2 separate regions of the Homo sapiens genome follow, and region 1 is linked to region 2. A link is an interaction called in ENCODE POLR2A ChIA-PET data of the cell type or tissue named here. Cell type or tissue: PC-9. All regions are shown on one strand. Links, peaks and the distances in the headings refer to the core of each region. The heading gives the core; the rest is flanking DNA.

Region 1 (4,398 bases), core at 97-4,096, 130 kb before region 2:
AGTCTACTAGTGATAACATTTTACCAGTTTGGGTGAAATATAAAAATCTTACCTTCACTTAACCTCTATACCCTCCACCCATTTATAAAATAATTATCTTGAATATTTTTCCATGACATTTAGAACCACATCAGATAGTGTTACAATTTTTCTTCCATCATCAAACATAATTTGGAAAACTCAAGACAAAGAAAACCTATTGTATTTACCTCTATTTTTGCTTATCCTATTCTTTCTTCTTTCCTAATGTTCTGAGGTTCCTTCTTTTATCATGACCTTTCTGTTTGCAGCATTTCCTTTAGCTACTCTTTTAGGGTAGATCTGCTGGCAACAAGTTCACTTAGCTTTCCTTCATCTCGAATGTCTTGATTTCTTCTTGCAGCACATGAAAAATACCGTGCCACTTTCTTCTGGCCTTCAAGGTTTCTGATGAGAAATCTGTTGCCATTCTAATTGTTTTTTTCTTGGAAGCAAGGCATCTTTTTATTTTCTTTTTTTTATGGCTGCTTGCAAGATTTTTTCTTTGTTTTTAGTTTTTAGAAGCTTAATTATGACATACCTTGGTGTAGATTTCTTTGGTTTATCCTGTTGGAGATTTGCTCCACTTCTTGAATCTGTTGGTTTCTGTTTCTTGCCAAAGCTTGGAAATTTTTAGCCATTATTTTTTCAAGTACTTTTTCAGCCTCACCCTTTTTTTCTTCCTTCAAGATTTTAGTAACACAACATTAGATCTTTTGTTACAGTTCATGGTCTCTGAGCCTCTATTCTTTTTTTTTCAGTCTATTTTCTTTCTGCTGCTTAAATTTGGTAAAATTGCAATTGTTCTTTCTTTGACTTCACTGATTCTTTCCTTTGTTTCCTCCATTCTGCTGTGGAGCTCATCCACTGAGCTTCTTATTCTGGTTATTGTATTTTTCAGTTCTAAAACTCTCATTTGGTTCTTCTTCATATCCTCTATTCCTTTGCTGAGATCTCCTGTTTCTTTTCTGAGGCTTGCTATTTTTAAATTGGCTTCCAGGGTGTTCATAATTGCTCATGGAAGCATTTTTATGAAGACTACTTTAAAATGCTTGTCAAATTATTCTTACATCTCTGCCATTTCTGTGTTCACCTCTATTGATGGTCTTTTCATTAGTTTGAGACCTACCTGGTTCTTGGTATGACAAGTGATCTTTGTTTGAAACCTGCATATTTTTATATCGTTAAGAACCTCTAGATCTTATTTAAGTCTTCTATTATAGTTAGCTTTGTCTGACATCACTCCAGCAGGAAGAGGAGAGATACTACTTCATTATTTTCCGTGATGGTAGAAGTCCAAGCTCCCCACTCAGCCACTCCCCATGGAAGGAATCTCATCCTTACTGCTGGGCAGGGTGAGTTTTTGCTCCCCACTAACATCGTGATGTTGGGGTGCAAGGAGAACTTGATATCAGGCAGAGCTGAGAGTCTTGGCTCCCTATTTGGCCTTCTCTAACACTGCTCCTGTGTGTGGGTGTTGAAGCACCTCATGACAGGCTTTGCTAGCATGTGTAGGACTGGTCCACAGTTTATCCTGTGGCGTTTGGCCAGAGTGTAATAATTATCGTGTAAATATATTCTACCTTGCTAGGCTTCCCCTTTACTGAAACTTTACTAGAAAGCCTTTATTTATTTGTTTGTTTGTTTGTTTATTTATTTATTTTTCGGTCTGTGCCTCTTGGAGTTTCCAGGTTCTCAGCTTCTTCAGCTCTAACATTGGGATATATAAGGTTAGAACAACAACAACAACAGAGTAACCAGGAAACTCATCAGTGAGTCATTGTTTAGGTCCTGAAGCCTCTATCCAGTCTGCCTTTTTCTATCCATTTTTCAGTCTTCTTATACGTGTTTTATATATAATATTCAAGGTTTCTAGTTGTACTCAGAGGAAGGAATAAGGAAAATTTTATCTACTCCATCTCCCCAGAAGTGGGAGAGTCTGCAGTTCTTTTAAATGACATAAAATATAATTATTGATGTGGAATTTTTCTCGTAATATGTTGCTAAGTCAAGTTGTAAAACACTGTAATTATATCTTTACAGTAGAATGTGTATACAAAAGTCTAGAAAAGTGTCCGGAGTTGGTATCAGTGACTAACTTCCAGATATGGGGATCATAACTGATTTTTATTTTCTTTTCATCAGAATTTTCTGATTTTTGACTTGAAAAGCACTTGCATAATTTTAAAAAGCATTTAAAAGTATAAATGAAATGAAGTATTTATATATATTAGAAATAACTATAATATTAGCTACTGTTTATTGAGCAGCAGCTATTTTGGGTCAGATGAAATACTGAGTAGTTTATATGCACTATTTCATTTAATCTTCACAGAGGTAAGATAGGCTTTATGCACCCCATTTTACAGGTGGAGAGACAAGTCTGGCAAAGTTAAGTCACTTGACTATGTTTACAGAGTTAGTAAGAGCTGGGATACTAACTGAGCTTGCTGACTTCCTGCTACCTCCTAACAATCACTGACATATTTGTGGTGCTTTATAGTTTACAAAGCATGTTTCACACATGCTCACATTTAGTTCTCCTGATAACCTAGAGGTGAAGTTGAAGGGGACGCCAAAACCTGACCTCCAGAATTTGGTTTCCATCTAGACCTTCAGTGAGATTCAGATTGTCACAAAATGAGAGTGGACTAGATGAAGTCTCTCCAACTCATTGTATCCAACTTGCCCTCAGGGATACTCTCTGGAATCTTACCATCCACAAGGCTACCTACAGGGACCTAAACATCCTGTGTCCACAGAGCCTCCCATGAAGAGCAAAGAGCCAGTTCAGCAGATGGATAGAGAAAACACTCCCCAAGGGTCACTGGACAGCAGTGCTACCACAAGGGAGACAGGGGGCCTGGGTCCCCTCCCTACCCCTGAGTAGAAACACTTCACTCATAATCCAGATTCAGCTGTGAGCCCCTTGTTCTTTATTTCCTCCTACCTCAAGCTCCAGAGGGAGAAATTCTGCAGCATCTCTAGGAGGGAGAGACGGAGTAAGTAGGCAACATCTTTGGAAGTAGCCATGTTGGTCTTCCAAGGCCTCCCACTTTCTTTTTATTACCCAACCCCTATTATACTCAGGAAGTGTCCTCTCCCTACCCTTGTAACCTCCAGGGCCCAGGAAGGACTTCTTTCCCATCTAGAATTTGTTCACTCACACACCATTTGTTCTTCATACACGTTCTGTTTGGCTCACATGATACTAGTTGGTTTTTAGTTGGCCAGTTAGTTTGATGTGAAGTAATTGACATATAAAAATCAAAAAAGTTCATAGAATTCAGTGACTGGATTATCTCAAAAAGCTGGAAGATCTGGCACTAGGGGTCATGTGGCTTCATGGTGCCAAGGTACTAGAGCTGAGTGGCACCCACTCCGTCACTGAGGCCCATTCTCTCCAGTTTGCTACAGTCCCCACTGCTCTCTCTTATGAATAGTCACAGTTCACTGATTACCTAACAAAAGATACACTTTTGTGTACCCTGCTATCAATTAATTCCTCCTCTTTTCTCTGCCTCCATAAAACACTGTTTTCCTCTCAGATTTATCAAAGGTCTTCAAAAGGAAGCAATCTGATCAAACTTATTGCCACCACAGACACTTGCTATCGAAGTCTGCTCCCAGACCAGCAGCCTGGCATAACCCGGGAGGTTGCTATGAATGCAGACTCTCAGGCCCCACCCCAGACTTCCTGTATCAGAATGTGCACGTTAGCAAGACCCCCATTCATGTGCATGTCAGCATTTGAGAAGTGCTGTCCCATGCAGCTCTTTGACCCTTATCCCACCCAGGGGTATATGTGTGCTCAAAGAGAAAATTTATGACACTAATCAGTGAGATTTTAATGTGAATAAGTGAAGCTGAAGACATGTCATAGATTTTAAGGGAGATCTATTCAGATTCACTGACTTTACAGTCTACAAGAGACTCTGGCAACATGCTCATGATTGGTAGCCCAGCTCCTACTTTGTGGCTAAAAACTTGGAAGCTTGGAGAGGGGAGCTGTCTTGTCCAAACTCAAAACCTAGTAGTAGAGCTAAGAGGAAAGAGAGGGGAGGCTGCCTTGCAATGTTGTCAGAGGAAGAGAAACGACACTACTCCTAGATTACTGATCTCAGATTATTTGGGATGGTTTCCAAGAAACTGATATTTACTGTTGGTCCTGCTTTGTCTACATAGGTGGCTCTCAACTTGAGTGTGCAGCACAATCACGTGCAGAGCTTGGTCAGCTGATTGCTGGACACTACGCACAAGTATGTGGATGCCTTGGGCCTCAGGCCAAGCTGCTTCTGCCCCTCCCGTATACACCTATGCCAATGCTTCAGCTGACTAGTGAGCCTCGGGAAGGATGGTCCACAAAAGAGGTCCATGCAG
Region 2 (4,398 bases), core at 153-4,152:
AGGTTGTGAGACTTACACACAGCTTCAGTAGCCAGTGCTTACTTATAGATTCCTCACCTACCTTATTTTTTAAAAACCAGTGTTAATGTTGCCCTTCTCTATGTGACAATTGTTCATCTGGAGAGAAAATAGGAATTAAAGCGGTTAGGGAGTTCTCCTTTCCTCCTGTTATCTGTTAACATTGTGAGTGTCTAGGACTACCAGGCTCCTTTGACCTTGGGAATATTTCTGTGTCACACATAAAAATGCGCCCTGTATGGCTCATCACATCAGTCCTGACCCAATTACACTGGTATTGTTTGTAGTGTGCAGTCATGAATGCTTGCACTCCACAGCCTAACCTGTTTCCAGCCTGACCTTAATACTTACTTTCATCTTTCATCCTTACTTCACTCCTTAGACCTGATACTTATCACACTTTGAATTTGTTCTTCGGTCTCCCAGGAGTAAATGCCTCACATCAGCAAATGTGTGCTTTTCTCTGCTCTGACATTCTCACCAGGTGTTTCAGTTATTCATTGCTTTGTATCAAACCAGGTAGCAGCTGTATCACCTCTTAAGTTACACATGGGCACTTCTGCCATACTGTGTTGGCCAACCAGTCACTGAGATTATCCCAGAGAGGAGAAAAGAGGAGATCTGGACTCCACCTTTCAGTGAGAGGAGAGTGAGAACATTTGCGGACAAGTTTTAAAGCCTCCACACTAGGATTAGCAGAGCCCAACAAACAGAGCCTAGGCTCCATGCAGTAAAGATATTTGTTACTTGTTCTCCCTTCTCCGTAGAAGTGTAGGCTTCCTTTTACTAACTTAGCATTCTTCATATAGCTCACTTACATTCTGGACATTAGCATCTAATATTCTTACAGGCTTATATTGCTACTTTATCTTTAAATGTGATTACTTGTCTATTTTCTGTTTAAATTCATCAGAGAACATCCTCTGAGCCCATATTAGTTTCTTAGGAGCTCCTCCATTGCTTCCACCCCACTGTATTGCCAAAACTTAAACTTTGAAAATATTTAATTTCTTTTCTTAGCACCCCTTTAAATGGATTCTACTAATCCTTTTCTTATTCTCTCTGTACAATCCACTTTTACACACTAGATATTCGCATCTTGTTAATGCTTGCCATCCCTTTCTTAGGCTGAAGAGGGTATAATGGAGTGGTTAAGAGTCAGACAGACCTGGGTTTTAATTCCTGCTCTCCCTTAATATCTGTTTAATCTTGAGAACATTATTTTACATCTTTGAACTTCAATTAATTTTATGTGATAATTGGAGATTATGAGGGGATTAAATGACAGTGGTATTGAGGAAATATAAATACATAGTAGGCACTCATTAAATGGTAGCTCTTACCAATATTCATCTCTTATCTTTTTAATTGACAACTGCAATAGTCTCCTCCATTCCGTGCTTCAGTTCCACCTAAAACATACCAAACACCCTGGCAGGTGATTTTGTAATGTCGTTTTCTTTGTGAGTTGTTGCATATGTTTCTGCCTGGTTTTTGGTTTTTTGTTTGTGTTTTAGACGGAGTCTCGCTCTGTCACCAGGCTGGAGTGCAGTGGTGCAATCTTGGCTCACTGCAACCTCTGACTCCCTGGTTCAAGCAATTCTCCTGCCTCGGCCTCCCAAGTAGCTAGAACTACAGGCACATGATACCACTCCTAGCTAATTTTTGTATTATTAGTAGAGATGGGATTTCACCATGTTGGCTAGGATGGTCTCGATCTCCTGACCTCATTATCTGCCCGCCTCGGCCTCCCAAAGTGCTGGGATTAAATGCGTGAGCCACTGTGCCTGGCCTTGCCTGGTTTTATCAACAATTTTAGTGAGTTCTACTAGGGTCAGATTCATCCACTCTTTCTTTTCTTTCGTAATCTTTCTAGCCCCTAGCTCAGCTCCGAGCTAAAATGTCTAGAGGTGCATCCTAGATTATATAACTGCCCCCACATTCAACAATTGAGTGTCAGAGCCGAGACTGACTGTTGCCCCAAATTCTCTCTGCAAATAGCTCTAAGACACCTTCCTACAGGGAAGCTAATGTAGAGGAATGTTGCTTGTCTGGAATGATTGCAGTGCTTGCAGGTGTATAATTAGTCACTAGTCAGTGTATAAATATGCTGTAAATTGCTTTATTTGTTAATGTGAAAAGCTCTGCAGAAATACAAGGTATTATAGGAACCAAGGCTGAACATGGGAGATAAGGTATTGTGGGAGAAGAACAAGTGAGTGAGGCATCAGTGTGTGTCATATGTCCCTCTGCTGGGATGAAGCTTATAGGTTCTCCCCGCCTCGTTTTCTAAGAACACCGACTCCCCTGGGTGAATAATTTAAAGGACAAATTACCACTCTTCTGGGTACCAAAGCCAGCCATAAGCTGAAATTAAATTAAATCATAAAGCCCTACAAGAAACTGAAGGAAGAGTCAGAAATGTAAAACCAAGGGAATCGAGAGCTAAGGATGAAATATGAGAGTCAGTGCGATGTCCTTGCCTTCCTGTGCTGATGAAGTAAAAAACTGAAAACCACCCTGGTACAGACCTAAAGGACCACGATCAAATATCCATTGTTAAGTACTTGGCAGTGGCTATTGCAATGATTTCAATTCCGATGGGGTATTGGAGGGAGGTAGGAGAGAGAACATTAGATCAACTTCAAGTCCTTGTACTTCAGCTAACTAGCTAGGTGACCTTGAGCCAGTTAGTACCCAATCTGGACCTTTGTTTCCTTCATCTCTCGGTTGAAATAAATGTAATCAGAGTTTGTGTTTCCATTTTTTTCCCCATATCAGCTCAGCGATCATAGTGAGCTAATAAAAACGCATATACAATTTGCCAATTAAAAATATAGAAAGCTCATTATCTCTTCTCAGAGCACAAGCCCTATTACCATAATGAAAAGTTCCCCTGTACTCCTTAGTAAGAGACCAGGAGATAGAAGGGCAACTGTGGAAATGGAAGACCATAACGTTTTGTTCTAAAACACTGTGTCCTCATAGTTTCCTCCAGAGGGAAACGAGTATATACCTGGTGGCTTAGAGGGGCGGGAATACCCTGTGTCCAGGAGGCAAGCAGTACTTTGAATGCCCAAGATTGGCTTCTGAGAAAGAAACTTGGCATGCTTATACTGCAAATCTAATGATCTAGTCACTCTACATCAATGGAATGAGAGAGAATTATGAAATCGTTTATTTAATCTCTACAAAGCAAGGACTTTGGTAAACAGTTTAGCAGCTGATCTGCTGCCAACGTGGAATGTAGGTTGGAAACCAAGTAAAAGTTGAAAACGGAGCAGATGTTGTTTTCTAGGATGCTATATCACCGAAAGGCCTGAAACACATCCTAGGTCTGGCATATTAAGCTTGACTCTATCAACATCACAGCTAAGCCTGACCAGCATTTACTACCATGACAGTATCACAAGAACAGCAAAACAAAATTCTAAAATTAAATGGTTCTTTCTCTTGCTAGAAAGCTGTGCTTGACTTCTTGGTGTACATGGATAAAGGCTACAATGAAGGAAACATTTTAGAAATACTCGCCTACCTGGTAGTCCACAGATCTTTAGATTTCATTGGCCAGCAAAATCTCAAAGGAAGAGAAAGAGAGAACAAGAGAGACCATCATATGGAAGACAAATTTGATGCCATCACTTCAAAATGAAAACATCTGGCTCACGCCTGTACTCCTAGCACTTCGGGAGGCCGAGGCAGGCAGATCACTTGAGGTCAGAGTTCAAAGCATCCTGACCAACATGGTGAAACCCCATCTTTACTAAAAATACAAAAATTAGCTGGGCATGGTGGCAGGCGCCTGTAATCCCAGCTACTTGGGAGGCTGAGGCAGGAGAATTGCTTGAATCCGGGAGGCGGAGGTTGCACTTTCACTCTACTGTCCTCCAGCCTGGGCGACAGAGAGACACCGTCTAAAAAAATAATAAGAAGAAAACAACTATTATCTACTACCACTATCATTTATAAAAGGATGTTTTAACACTAAAACAAGGAAGGACACTGTCTCAGAATAAGGGGTAGTCCTTTAATTGCTTTGATTTAGTTATTGGACATACTGACTACATTGCCCTTTAGTTTTGTTAGTAGTCATGGAGCAGTGAAAACTTCATCCTCAAGCAGAATAGTTCATCTGTGTGCATTTGGAAAGCCCTGCTCTTTGGAAGATCCTCTTAAATCTGGAAAGCCCCCTTCTCCAAAAATCCCAGTCTTAAATTCCCTCAGGGCCCAACTTTGAACCTCATTTTTACTTTGAAGGTTTTCTTGGTTACCTATTGACCACAAGGATCTTTCTACTTTCTGAATTCCTGCAGCACCTGTAATTTTAATACATAATCTAGCATTTTTATTTCGTGGGAAAGGTTTTTGAAATGTAGAATA

The links. Peaks named below come from ENCODE experiments on the same cell type or tissue, not always from the same donor. Only the 100,000 strongest peaks of a DNase experiment are listed, where the experiment ranks them.
Region 1: POLR2A ChIA-PET joins it to region 2 with 6 read pairs; 2 of 35 experiments call an interaction of 5 or more read pairs at or near these places.

Annotation. Positions count from the first base shown.
Region 1 is chr2:118,207,981-118,212,378 of GRCh38, reverse strand. It overlaps LOC105373578 (a long non-coding RNA gene), which reads left to right. Exons shown (of 5, transcript XR_923249.3): 2 at 4,204-4,277. Among named protein-coding and RNA genes, the nearest start is that of THORLNC, 24 kb to the right of the region's middle. In PC-9, for the core only: no CTCF peak of the experiment used is centred there; DNase peaks (open chromatin) are centred at 1,768 and 2,438.
Region 2 is chr2:118,076,613-118,081,010 of GRCh38, reverse strand. All of the region lies in intron 1 of LOC107985940 (a long non-coding RNA gene), which reads left to right. Among named protein-coding and RNA genes, the nearest start is that of INSIG2, 9.7 kb to the left of the region's middle. In PC-9, for the core only: no CTCF peak of the experiment used is centred there; DNase peaks (open chromatin) are centred at 390, 1,490, 2,060 and 3,160; H3K4me3 peaks cover 1,781 bases; H3K27ac peaks cover 4,000 bases.